Linked DNA regions of Homo sapiens: region 2 is linked to region 1. A link is a contact called in ENCODE Hi-C or POLR2A ChIA-PET data. All regions are on one chromosome and are shown on one strand. The core of a region is the stretch at or near the end of the contact, and the rest is flanking DNA. Distances in the headings are between cores, read along the strand shown. Region 1 holds the start of CDV3 (CDV3 homolog). Region 2 holds the start of STAG1 (STAG1 cohesin complex component).

Region 1 (6,835 bases), core at 4,336-6,835:
TCATCCATACTTTACAGGTGAAAAAACCTGTGATGCAGAGAAGTTAAGTGACTTGCTAGGAGGAGGCAGAGCTGGTACTCGAACCTAGATTTGACTCTAGAAAGCATGCGCTTGACCACCAAGTAAAAAGCAAGGTCCCCGAGAGAAAGTATAGGATTTGCCTTCCACCCAGCACGCAGAAGGTTTCCCTGCACTCCCTGCACTCTGACCCTCTCTCTGCTTTTTGTCAGCCTAAAGAGGATGACAATACCATTGACCTAGTGACCTAGTAACCAGGAATACGGAGGCTCTGAGTCAGAAGCAGAAAATGCCAGACAATCTCACATGTAGCTGTTGGATCATGAAGTAAGATCAAGAATGGAGCTAGGGTCAGGAACAGAATAATCGTGTCTTGCCCACGTAATTATACCCCTTGCACTCTGTGATCAAAACGATTGAGTCAGAATGTCTTGCTTTGTGCCAGAGTCGTTTGACTGGCTCCCAAAGTGGCCACCCAGAGTAGCTTTTCCTTGGCGAATTTGCCACAGAGCTGAACCTGGGTCATAGTCATATCAGTGTCCTGTCAGGGTTCATCTCCCTGAAAAAGCCTGACTCCCAGCAATCCAACTCATAAGAGGCCAAACTATATAACCACATACATACCAATGTATTCATTAACAGTGTTAGTCTTTCAGTAACTGGAATGTTCCTCTCCCAACTAGGGCACCCTTTTCCCAATATCAGCAGTCTCAGAGAGTCAAGTTAGTCATCAACAGGCTGGTTGGTGAGTGTATCCCAAGAGTTAAGGAAAGCTGACCTTTTGAGGGCTATTTCAGCCAAATCAGGGTGCGGTCTACTGAATCATCTCCACCTTACAGCAGGGCACGTCTATGTGAAAACAAATTTCACACTGCTCTTTCTTGGACAGTGGTGGGTAATAAGTGCCAACTTCTGGCCTCATGGCTTTATCCTATTTCTTTTTCCTTCCTCTTTTCTACTCTCCAGGCTCTTCCCTCATCCTTCAGTTCACACATTCTCCATACAATAAAGTTGATTCGGTTGCTGATCATTCAATTGTCATCACATTGCAGCCCTTCCCTCACCGAGACACTCAAGGAGGTCACCTTGATGGATAGGTTGGTTGTTCCCAAGCTTTTCATTTATTTACAGAACTTTTTGGTTTATTTTCTAATATGTTAGGTTTAACCTTTTGAAATGATTGTTTTTGGCAGGTCAAAAACAGTCAAATAGCAGCAATTTTATGTGGTTCAACAATCAGCAAACCAGACCCATTGGGGGTGGGGTTAATGAGTCTGACTCCCTTCTCAAGCCATGGTGGTGGGTGTATGTGTGTGTGTGTGTGTCTGTGTCTAGGAGAAGGGGGGTGTATGGCAGCCCTTTTCTCTTTCTGGAAATAAGCTCTCCTGGATAGTTGCTGTTGTCTGGGGCCTCCTCTTGCTCTCCATGTATCCTCCAACTAGGACCCTAATGTCAAAAATGAGCTAAGGAGGAACTTGAGGTTGAGGGAGAAGGTTGAATTATTTGTTATGTGTGGCAGAGTTAGCCTATGCTCATAAGCCAACAAGGAAACACTTTTAGAGTCCATGATTTGTGCAGTCCTCTGTTAATGTGGAAAACTGGAGATTAATGGAGACATTTTTCATTTTACAAACATCAGTTAAATGCTTGTGTGATATAGGCTATATGCTCAATGCCATTCCTGCCTTCAAGAGTTTTCAATGTGCTTTTGTAGGTGTTCCTGTGTGTCTCCTTCTAGTTACCAGCTTAGTGTACAATAAGCTCTGTGAAGGCAGGGCTTATCTCTCCTTTAACTCCTAACATAGGGCCCGGCATATAGTAGGTGCTCATTAAATACATGTTTTATATACTTGAGTGAATGAATGAGAGTGGTTAAATAACAAACCAATCATGCGAATACCAGGAAGGCATCAACGATCATACCAAATGAAAAGACTCTGGGCCTCTGAAGTTTAGGAAATCAAGCTGCCTGTAGAGAATAAGAAAAGACTCCCAGAAGAGATGACCTGTAAGTAGTTGCTCCCCAGTTGAAAAGGGGACAGTTCAGGCAGTGGCATAGTTGGCCTTACAGATGTTAGAGAGGAAACCAGAAATGAAAAGAAGAATTCTAGCCACCCATTTCCTGGTGAACACTTTGGCCAGCATGAGCTGCATTCCTTTGAGCTGAGCATGAGTGGAATTTCCAGCCTAGGTAGCAGAATGGATCTTGGATCAAATAGCTCAGCAGAAAAGAACTCAGAAACAATGGGGCTGGGCTCAACTGCCCTTTGCCAGCTCTTGAGCTCATGGAATATTGGAACTCAGCAGGCCTTGTTGAGGGAGATATATGATGTCCTTCGGATTGCACCACTTCAGAGGACCCAGAGGGAAACTGCCATGTTCAGACAGCATTAGGAACCTTGGAAGATGTGCAGAAATACCTGGGAATAGTCTGCATTACTATACAAGTTTTCCATCTGGCAAGTACAAGTGAAAGTCTGTTTGCTTTAAGTATGCAGACGGTCCAAACACATTGGACAGCAGAGGGGAAGACACCTCTGTCAAGAGAGAGCTGGAGGAGCCGGGCACAGCGGCTCCTACTTGTGATCCCAGCTACTCAGGAGGCCAAGGCAGCAGGATCAATTGAGCCCAGGAGTTCCAGACCAGCCTGGGCAACATAGCAAGATCCCTTTCTCTAAAAATGTAAAAAAAAAAAAAAAAAAATTCAGCTGTACATGATGGCACCTGCCTGTAGTCCCAGCTACTCTGGAGGCTGAAGCCAGAGGATTGCTTGAGCCCCGCCTCTTAAAAAGAAAAAAAGAGAGAGAGGGCAGAAGGATGCTTCAAAGATGAGGGGGTGTCTGGTAACGATGATAATGATAGCATGATTCAGGGCACTGTGCAACCAATCTGGAGAAGGGTGGTAGGGGAGGTTTAAAAGGAGCAACTGATGGGAACAGATGCTGTCAATTTTAGGGCAGGTGATTCAAAGAGGAAGGGACCAGCTTCACAGAGGAGAGAATTACTACAAACAATGACACAACCACAAAGACACTGGTCTCTCTACTGGCCTGACCTGAATTTCTTACACATGATCAAGTTCTGGGATCATGCCATCAATCACACTGAAAAATGTAGTGGGAAATTCTGCAGCGTCAGCCCTCAACTACTGTTCCTTCTGTGTATTTTCTCAAGTCATTAATTCTTTCAAGACAATGATGAATTGATAAGGACTTAAGAAAGATATAAATAACTGAAACTTATTTATATCTAGATCTTCTCTTCTAGATTATAAGGGAATTGAATGCAGGAATCACAAATTACTCACTTTTGAATAAAGCACTTTGCCCGAAATATAGCAAAATAAGTGCTTCATAGATGAGGAAAGAAAGAGAGGGAGAGGGCCGGGCATGGTGGCTCACACCTGTAATTCCAGCACTTTGGGAGGCTGAGGTGGGTGGATCACGAGGGTCAGGAGTTTGAGACCAGCCTGGCCAACATGGTGAAACCCCGTCTCTACTAAAAATACAAAAATTAGCTGGGTGTGGTGGCGGGTGCCTGTAATCCCAGCTACTCAGGAGGCTAAGGCAGGAGAATCGCTTGATCCTGGGAGGCAGAGGTTGCAGCGAGCTGACATGCCATTGCACTCCAGCCTGGTGACAAGAGCAAGACTTTGCCTCAAAAAATAAGTAAGTAAATAAATAAATAAATAAATGAAAGAGAGGGAGGGAGGAAGGAAGAAAGAGGGGGGAGGAAGAAAAGAAGGAAAGAAAAGAGGAAGGGAGAAAAAAGAAGGAAAGAAAAAAAAGAAAGAAAATAAATTTGATTAGCGATGGTAAGGGAGGGTGATGGTGATGGGCAGTACTGAACCTGGCCTGCATCACAGGAAGATATATGTTGTCATAGAAGGAAGTCACCTTGGGAGCTGTTCATGTTTGGGGAATAGTATATGTATAAGCTCAAGCTACTTGCTGGCCAAGGCTAGGTCCTTGATTTCTTTTGACATTCAGAAGTTAGACTTTTTTTTTTTTTTTGAGACGGAGTTTCACTGTTGTTGCCCAGGCTGGATTGCAATGAGGCGATCTCGGCTTACTGCAACCTCCGCACCCCCGGGTTCAAGCAATTCTCCAGCCTCAACCTGTAGCTGGGATTACAGGCGTTAGCCACTACGCCCGGCTAATTTTCGTGTTTTTAGTAGAGACGGGGTTTCATTATTTTGGTGAGGCTGGTCTCGAACTCCTGACCTCAGGTGATGCGCCTGCCTCGGCCTCCTGAAGTGCTGGGATTACAGGCGTGAGCCACCGCGCCCAGCCAGAAGTTAATTCTTTAATAGCAGTGTAAGTAGGGGGTAGGAAAAGAGAAACTTTAATGGGGTAACTGTAAAGGAAAAGACGAAGAAGTCTCTCCATTTACTGGCTGGATTCTATCTACCCCATATGGCTACCAACATTTGTCTGAGTCATTTCCTCAATGGTTGTGACAGCTCCCTCTTCTGCTTTTAGAAGGAGGAAGTAGAAAGTTTAAGAGCTTACTTTAGACCACCTTTTGCATATAGAATTCATTTCATTTTCAAGGCCCCAAGGGTATTTAAATGGGCTTTAAACCCATTTAAACCTGGCTTTCGCCTGGGCATTTTGGTCTCCACCCCTATGATAAGACAGTCCCCTCCTTTTATCAGGGATAGAAGCTAAGGATAAACTGTATCATCATCTAGACTCAAGTCAGGGCGTTAAGCAATGTGCTGAGCAGCTAATAATGTTGACTCTCTTCCCTCCATCCCCCTATCTTGTAAGAAATAGTATACCCACTTTACAGATTAGGGACTTGACGATAGGATTTATTGAACTTGACCTTGGTAAACATAATCCAGAGGGTGGAGTTCAGACAAAATCCCTTTCTACCTACCAACCAGCCTATGAAAGATCTTTTAGTAAATGGGACCTAAACTTCAGGCTCACTGCTCCTCTCACTTTCACAATCAACCGGTAAAGAAGAAAAGTAATGGTTGCCACTCCAGAGGGGGTGGAAGTACAGAAGCGATCAGAGGAGAGGAACAATCTTTAACACAGTTGGCTTAACGCAGTGCCTGTCCGTTTCGCGACAGTTCAAACGACTACTATGGGGCCACGGTTTGTTCTGGGCCAGGAAACACACGTGCATCCTGCGCATGCGTCCAAAAGGAACCCACTGCCCCTCCTGCTGGACCTCTTTAGCCAAGTCATCAACCAGCCCTCAACATGCCCGCCCTCAAGACTAAACCCTCGGCCAATCGGGAAACCGGAGTCGCCCGGCACGTCACTTATTTTGCATATGCCCTCCTCTCCCCGCCCCCATGCTTGGACTCCGCCCCGTCTGGGTCAGGGATTGTCACCTAAGAGCTTCGTCCTGGCACCTGATTGGCTCTCTTTCCAGCTCCGCCTCCATCTCCTCCCGCCGCCCGCCCCTTGGCGATCCCACAGCGGCAGGCAGAGCAAAATACGCAGGCGCAGGCGCTTCCTCTCTCTTCTAGCGGCCCGCCCTCCCTCCTCCCTCTCCCTCCCCTCCCCACTCCCTTCCCCTCCTCTCCAGGCCTGCGCGCGCGCCTCTTCCTCCGGCACGCGCCGCTGCTAGCCGAGCACTCTCGCCAGAACCTCTGGCTCGCGCGTGCCTTTTCCCCTCAGGTTGTGGGGAGAGCGGAATCCTGCTCCGCCGTCGCAGCAGCAGCGGCAGCCCCGGCAGCCTCGGGCGACAGCGGCGGCGCGCGAGCCCCCGGGCGGACCGTACCACCGCTCGCCAGCACGCAGGGGGAGCCGCCCGTCTCGCCGCGCACGCCTCGGCGACCCCGCGGGGCTGAGGCGTCGCCGCGCCCGGCAGCGTGAGCGCAGAGCCGGCCTCGACCCCGAGCTCGGAGCCCCGCGGGCCGCGCCCGCCGCCGGCCCCACCCATCCGGGTCGAGGAGGCCGAGGCCATGGCTGAGACGGAGGAGCGGAGCCTGGACAACTTCTTTGCCAAGAGGGACAAGAAGAAGAAGAAGGAGCGGAGCAACCGGGCGGCGAGTGCCGCGGGCGCAGCGGGCAGCGCCGGCGGAAGCAGTGGAGCCGCGGGTGCGGCGGGCGGCGGGGCGGGCGCGGGGACCCGGCCGGGTGACGGCGGGACCGCCAGCGCGGGGGCTGCGGGCCCAGGGGCCGCCACCAAGGCTGTGACGAAGGTGAGGGGCCGGGAGGCCGGCACTCGGGGCCCGGGCCGCGCGCCGGCGCCCCATGTGCCCGCCCCCGCCTGCCGGGGAAGCGTCCGGGAGGGGCCGCGGAGGCCGGGCGGACGGGCGCGGGCCGCCACGTGACGCAGGCTCTCCACCTCGGGCTGGGCTCGCCAGGGCCGGGACCCCTTCCGATATCCGCGGTGGAGCCGCCCTTCCCACCCCGCGTCGCTCGGCGTTAGCCAAGGCCCGGGCGGCGCCACCCTCCGGGGGCACTAGGTCTGGGGCCGCAGTGCCCAGCACAGAGCAGCGTTTATCGGGTGACGTCTAGGCTGAGTAATTCCGTGTGCTGACCTCAGCCCAGTAGTTTGAGCTGAATTTTCGCTTTCAGCAGCCGCATTTGTAGCAGCTCTTTTGTGATGACTTAGTCTCTAAGCCCGTGAAAGAAAAAGAAAACTCTCGGTGGCAAGGTTGAAGTAGAAATGTAGTTGTGAAATTCCTATTGACTTCTTCCTTCGGCTTTTCTTAGTTGCTTAAAGTAACAGCTCCCATGCAGGAACCCAGCGGAAGTATAGTGTTAGCCTACGAGCATGTTTGTCCTCCATTTAGCCTAGTTTGCCCCAGAACGAAGCAAGGGCTTTGACCAGAAGACAAGTACATACT
Region 2 (6,850 bases), core at 1,808-4,307, 3.2 Mb after region 1:
CAGCCATGTTGTGAACTATGTGGCCACACGGCAAGGATCTGAGAGCAGTCCTTGGCCAACAGCTAACAAGAAGATGGGGACTTCAGTCACACTATCACAAGGAAATTAATTGTGCCAACAAGTAGTGACCTTGAAAGACAACTCTGGCCGGGCACAGTGGCTCACAACTGTAATCCCAGCATTTTGGTAGGCTGAGGTGGGCAGATCACGAGGTGAAGAGATGGAGACCATCCTGGCCAACGTGGTGAAACCCCGTCTCCACTAAAAATATAAAAATTAGGTGGGCATGGTGGCACGCACTTGTAGACCCAGCTACTTGCGAGGCTGAGGCAGGAGAATCGCTTGAACCCAGGAGGCGGAGGTTGCAGTGAGCCGAGATCACACCACTGCACTCCAGCCTGGTGACAGAATGAGACTCCATCTCAAAAAAAAAAAAAAAGAAAAACAACTCTAAGCCTCAGATATGCACTGCAATCACAGCTGACACCCTGATTTTAGCCTGAGATGCTCAGCTATACCTCCCCAAACTTCTGACCTATGGAAGCTGAAATAATTGTTAATCTGTTAAGTGTGAAATTTGTTATGCATTAAAAAAAAAAAGAAAGAAACTAATATACCCCCCTAAATAAAGATATAAAGATACAGGACAAAACAACAAATAAAAGGGGAAACAAGAACGTATCTTTCCCAGAGTACATTATTTCTTCTCACAGCACTGAGATTATGAACATACACAGAGTCAGAATCAAGGAAAAAAAGATTAAAACTGTACAAAATTCTGTAAATTTTAAGTTACAGCAATTAAATGTGTGTTTTTCACAGACATCTTGTTACACAATCACCGTAAGATACTATCCCCATTTTATTTTATTTTTTTAAAGAGATGGAGTCTTGTATGTTGCCCAGGTAAGCCTCAAACTCCTGGGTTTAAGGGTTCCTCCTGCCTCACTACAGAGTAGCTGGAACTACAGGAGTGCACCACTGGGCCCAGCTCCCCATTTTTAGAGATAAAGAAAGTAAGGCTCAAAGGTAACACCCTGAACACCACAAACCCAGGGGACGTTCAAAGTAACTTCGGTCCAGGACCCACTCCTTCTCCCCTACACCATAGTGCCTTTAAGGCTTTAAAAGAGCCAATCAAATCTACAGTCATTTTATTAGTCTCTTCAAAGGAGGCAATCCTAGTAACACAACAAACTTCCATATTTTGCATCTATTTAAATATTCCTTAGCCTTATCAGAACATCGAAACTGAAGTGGATACAGAAAAATTTCCACTCAAAAGCAGTTCGTTTGTGAAAATGACCACTGGTAGATCACTTGAATTAATTTAGTTTACTCGAAGTACGTTTTAAATATGTAAAGGAAAATGCGTGGCAAAACACCTGTAGATCTTCTACAACTTTATTTGGGTAACAATTTGTCTTATAAGTATTCTTAATCATCAAAAGCAAGGAAATAACATTTCTGCTTCTTTCCATTCCATATTTCCCTACTTGGTTAAAATTTTTCAGTCTGAATTCCTCATACATTATGAATATTAGAACAAGGTACGTTACATTACCATACAATAAACAAGTTATTTTTATTTTCACTCTTCTGTATATTTCCCTAAGTGCTTCACCATCGGAATGTGCAATTTTCTTAAAACACGAGGAAAACTAAAATGTAGAGTCATTCAAATTCCAGATAAGTTACAAATCACACAACTTTGTGCCAATTCAGATACTTTCTCAAGTAAACACTATTTTTGCGAAGATGCAAGTCTTTCTAGTCAGAATCACGAGAATAAACTCTATCCATCTTAACACCAACTTTAACAGCAAATAATTTTTTTTTATGACAAATTGCGTTTTTTTTTTTTGTTTTTTTTTTGTCTGTAAGTGTCCAAAACTATCCTATGACTTATACTCCCGGAGCACGATTCCCTGCAATGTGAAGAGAATCGACAGATAACATTTCAAATGTGGGTAGATGGGGGTGACGTGACAATCCTAAAACCTGAAAATTTCTTAGTACCCATACCATACAAGAAGAACCCAGTTCGGACCCTGCAAACGGGGCTCAGGTCCAACTCCAAGCACTCTAGTTTCCCACCCCGCCCCCACCTCGAGAAAGGAGGGAAAACAACTTTTATTGGCCTCGTCTCTCAGGGGACTGGCAAACTAGCGGGGCAGTGCTTAGGCCTGGACACGTTTCACAAGGAGGCCCCCGTCGGGGGCTGAGAGGGCAGATAGCTGGAAAGCCCAGCATTGATGCATCTCCCCCAGCCGCCACCCCGCTGCCCCACCCCGCCAACAAGAAGCCTGGGCCAGCCGCCCCGCCGAGCGACCCCCCAGGCCCCTCCGCTGAAATGAACTCGTTGTCATGTGACGCCGCCGCCGCTAAAACACCGCAGAAACGCAGGTCGGCAGGCGGCGGAAGGCATTCGCGCCAGCCCGCGTCGGCCCGGCCCCGCTGGGCGCGGGCGACTCCCGAGAGCCCGGGCGGGGGGGGGCGGAGGGCGGGCTTGGCGGCGGGCCCGAGCGCGCCACAAAGGCTTCCGCGCCTGTCGCCGTAGTGCCCGGGCGGGCGGGGGCAAAATTTTTGGTGCCCGCGGGAGGGGTGGCAAGCGACGAAGACGCCGGGGTGCCCACCGCGCCCACAGACGTCTCTCCGGGCACTCGGACGGCCCACGACCGCCGCACCCCGCACAGGCCCGCGCGGCCTCCCTCCCCCGCACGGGGCCCGCGCCCGGCCCGCCCGCTCGCCGCTCGCGCTCTCTCGCTCTCGCCCGGCCTCCATCTTGGATCGGCGCTTCCAGCCCCCGCGCCGCTGCCGCCGCATTCCCCCTCTTTCCCGCCCCCCGCCGCCGTCGCCGCCGCCCGCACTCACCTCAGCTGCCCATCCGGGCGCCGCCGACCATCGACCTAGTTTCCCCCCAAAAGTCTCCGGTGTGTTATTCCCGATGTGGGGGGGTTGTTACGGGGTGGTCGCCGGGGGTTCGGGAGCGGGGGCCGCGCCTTCAACGGAGCTGCAATCCTAACCCGCCATCTGGTGGCATTTTCCACACGCCAATGGCGCCGCTGCAGACTTGGGTCCGGACCGCCCTCTGCTGGCCGCGGTGCTCACTGCCTTGCTGACGGGACGGGCCTGCCCGGAAAGGGGAGGGAGCTGAGGCGCGAGCTAGGGGCCGCGGCAGGGGCGCGCGCAAACGCTTTCCAGTGGGGATTGCGCGCACGCGCACCAGCGGGGCGGGAAACGTGGCCGCTGCGTGGCGGCCCCGCCCCCACACGGAGCGCTCGCGCAGTTCAGCCAATCGCGAGAGGCGTAGGCTTCTGGATAAGGGCGCTGTGGACGGTTCTTGGGCCGCCCGCGGCTGGCGGAAGGACGGCCACGGTGGCGCCTGCGCGTCCGGCTCGCCGAGTTGCCGCCCGCCATTTTTGGAGCTTCTTGGAGATCTAGGCAGGAACCCGCCCCGGGTTCCTTCACCGAGGCTCCTCCCTAGGTCTCAGGGCCGGCGCTTTCCTCTGTTCCCGCCCGGCTCCTGCTGCCCCCATCCGCAGCTCTCGAGACGCCCTGCGGAAACCCGAGGGTGAGGCCGCGCAGATCCCTGCTCCTACTTGGATTTAGCAAGGGCCTCAGAGCTTAGCATTGTATTCGCGATTTACGGCTGACAAGCGCTTTCACCAGGCAAGAGTGAAAAGGTTTCAAAAGGACTATTGGGGACTTCCCTCGCCATTAATCTAGACGAAACACCGCCGGCCCTAGGCCGATTGGCGTCATCCTGCCTCTGTAAAGCACATCTTTCCGTGGTGTCGGCTTTGCATAAGGCGGCAGCATTGGCTAGTTTGTGAGAGGAGAATATAACTAGACTGAGAAGATAGACTCAGCTGTGAAAGTGGATTTCTCCCTCCACAACCTAGGACTACTTTCAGTAGCTCTGAAATACACATGAGAATCTTAGCCTTCTAGATGCCAAAAGAGAAATAATCAGTAAGGTGAAATCATTAACAAACTATTTATGTTTAACGTCGCCTCTTCCCTGATCTCCACCTGCCCGTCCGTGGCCATGGATCCCTACCTTTCACCTGCTTACAACTTTTCACCACAAAAGTGAATCCTTACTCTCCTGGATCATTAGCCCCATATATGACTAACTTCTCTATCGCTATAGCCAACTCTATTTCAGTATGGAATCGCTCAACTACTTTATAGTCTTAAGGGCCTGTCTCCAGTAGGTTACCCCTATTTGTGTTTTCTCTCTCAAGGGTTTGCAAGATGTGTGGCTTTTCGCTGGAGGAAGTCATAACTGACCAGATTGGATATGAATTCGTGACTGGACTCCTACTTATAATTTTCTTGCGTTTTCTTCTAATCTCTGGCTGATCTCCTATTTTCCACAAAGACTGTTTCAAGCTTTCCATGTTGTTAAAGATGCCAGTCCCAGTCCATACTAATAGATAAATTCATCCAGTTTCCTGGGCTCAGAGCTATGGGACTCCAATTCCGGTTTGACCTTGCCTCCATTATAAAATATCTGTGACCACCTCCTGTTCGTGATCCCAAAACTTCTAACCAAATTAACCCAGAACCCTTCTCTCCAAAGCCACTCCCTCTGCCTGAAACTATGCCATCCCTTCCCACCTTCTCCTTCCACCACTACTTTCCTAGCGCCTTATAATGTAAATATGTTCTTATCCACTGTCTTCTTCCTTTCTGTTTCTCAGAAGTTTCTGTTGTCTTGGCTGGGTGCGGTGGCTCACACCTGTAATACCAGCACGTTGTGAGGCAGAGGCGGGCAGATAACATGAGGTCAGGAGTTCGAGACTACCCTGGCCAACATGGTGAAACCCTGTCTCTACTAAAAATACAAACAGCCAGGCGTGCTGGTGTGCGCCTGTAATGCCAGCTACTCGGGAGGCTGAGGCAGGAGAATCTCTCGAACCCGGGAGGTGAAGGTTGCAGTGAGCCGAGATCACGCCACTGCACTCCAGCTTGGGCGATAAGAGTGAGACTCTGTCTCAAAAAAAAAAAGTTTCTTTTGTCTTTTTTTTTTTTTTAATTCAGTGATGTTACTCCCTCCAGTTGCTATGCTATCAACGTTCCTTTCATTGACACATTCTCAAAAGAAACAGTTACGGTTTTCACCAATCCCCATCCCCTACTTGAAACCCTTTTTCCCTTTCTTTTAAGACACTTCCCCGGATCTACACCTACCTAGTTTGCTGGTCTTCTGATTTCTTTGCTAGCACCTCCTCTTTCTTCAATCTGTTCTCTACTACATGCCTTCTCTTAGGTCTCCCAAAATTAGTCTGTTCTTGATTTTTCCTTAACTGAGTTTCCTCGTGTTCAGCTACTTGCCAGAAAGCTGCAGCTCAAACACTTAAAATAATTCATCTCTCTTATTTGAATTTCCTAATTTATCCTAACATTGTAATTTCAGCTAGTGTAGTGATTAAGAACATGAACTGTGAAACCAGACTGCTCTGGAAAGCTTTGTAACCTTAGACAAATCTCTTTCTGTCTCAATTTCCTCAACTGCAAAATGGAAATAGCAACAGTACCAATCTCATAGGGTTGTTACGAGTGTTAAACTATTTAACTATTTAATATTTAAACTATTTAATATATTATAGAAATGCCATCAGCATTATTACATTTATTGTTTTTAATCTTACTAAGAAGTTTTTAGCATTTTTTTAACTCTGAGGGCATGGGTAATCAACTTTCTAAGTTTATAGAAATCTAAAATTGTATTTTGCCCTCACACTTAATAATTGATTATAAGTCATTTTTATAATCAATTTTATAAATTGTTTATAAATAATTACATAGCAGCCTAGGCTCTAAATTGTAGGGCCAGACTTGATTATTTTCTTTCAAAAAAGCCTAAGTCCCACCATACCTCATTCAGATGGCTTGCTTTTTTTTCTACTGCTGCCATCCTTATTCAAACCCTTCTCCCCTCCCATTGCCTTACACCAAAACTATTGCACTAGCCTTGTAAACACCTCTCCCTTCATTCACCTCCCTTTTGTTTGTGTTTGTTTGTTTGTTTTTGAGACAGGGTCTTGCCGTGTTGCCCAGGCTGGAGGGCAGTGGTGCAGTCATAGCTCACTGCAACCTCTGACTTGGGCTCAAGTGATTCTCACACCTCAGCCTTGCTAGGTCCAGAAGTAGGTGCCATTGACCCACCTTCCCTCTACTCCCCACTCCTGCTTCACTTCTCTTTTTAAAATGCAACATTGTTATACCTACACAAAAGCGTTCTGTGATTCCTATGGCTTAAAAGATATCATCTAAAATAGTTAATGACATTCAAGGCATGCCTTGATATTTTTTCATTTTTTTCTCTATTTCATTAGAAATTATTCACACTAGCTGACCTGTCTGATTAATCATAAATGTAAGTGAAGGGCAGATTTATTCATCCTTTACCTATCTGGTAAGATAAAGTAATAAAGGTCCCATAACATGTTGACTTTGTTACAGAATTACACATAAAAGCAGAGGCTGCTTTTAAGAAATTCTTCCCCACCCCCACCCTCCCTGGACAGAGTTTTGATCTTGTTGCCCAGGCTGGAGTGCAATGGCGCGATCTTGGCTCACCGCGGCCTCCAGGTTCAAGCGATTCTCCTGCCTCAGGCTCCAGACTAGCTGGGATTACAGGCATACTCCACCACGCCCAACTAATTTTATATTTTTAGTAGAGACGGGGTTTCACCACGTTGCCCGGGCTGGTCTCAACTCCCGACCTCAGGTGATCAGCCCACCTCGGCCTCCCAAAGTGCTGGGATCACAGGCGTGAGCCACTGCGCCTGGCCAATGAAATTCTTAATCAAGATTCCAATTCTCTTGGCAAGGATTT

The links. A loop is a pair of places that touch in the nucleus more often than their neighbours do. ChIA-PET counts read pairs that join two places held with the same protein, here RNA polymerase II (POLR2A). Pooled maps may share reads with other maps.
Region 2: a loop to region 1 is called in a map of CD8-positive, alpha-beta T cell, with 17 times the contacts of the local background. The contact joins the promoter of STAG1 here to the promoter of CDV3 in region 1. A Hi-C loop is called at or near these places in 3 of 168 maps with a recorded cell type or tissue (CD4-positive, alpha-beta T cell, CD8-positive, alpha-beta T cell and naive thymus-derived CD4-positive, alpha-beta T cell), 1 of 37 single-sample maps with no recorded cell type and 13 of 50 pooled maps. POLR2A ChIA-PET finds 5 or more read pairs at or near these places in 2 of 52 experiments (CD4-positive, alpha-beta T cell and activated B cell).

Annotation. Positions count from the first base shown.
Region 1 is chr3:133,568,101-133,574,935 of GRCh38, forward strand. CDV3 (CDV3 homolog) reads left to right here and starts at 5,586. Exons shown (of 5, transcript NM_017548.5): 1 at 5,586-6,184. The coding sequence starts at 5,945. RefSeq lists enhancers at 4,575-4,814, 4,757-5,258, 4,915-5,084 and silencers at 5,465-6,004, 6,025-6,134, 6,165-6,554.
Region 2 is chr3:136,749,321-136,756,170 of GRCh38, forward strand. It overlaps STAG1 (STAG1 cohesin complex component), which reads right to left and starts at 3,058. Exons shown (of 34, transcript NM_005862.3): 1 at 2,875-3,058. STAG1-DT (STAG1 divergent transcript) reads left to right here and starts at 3,351. Exons shown (of 1, transcript NR_185911.1): 1 at 3,351-6,520. RefSeq lists silencers at 2,382-2,761, 3,082-3,311 and enhancers at 2,503-3,434, 3,322-3,641, 3,435-4,366.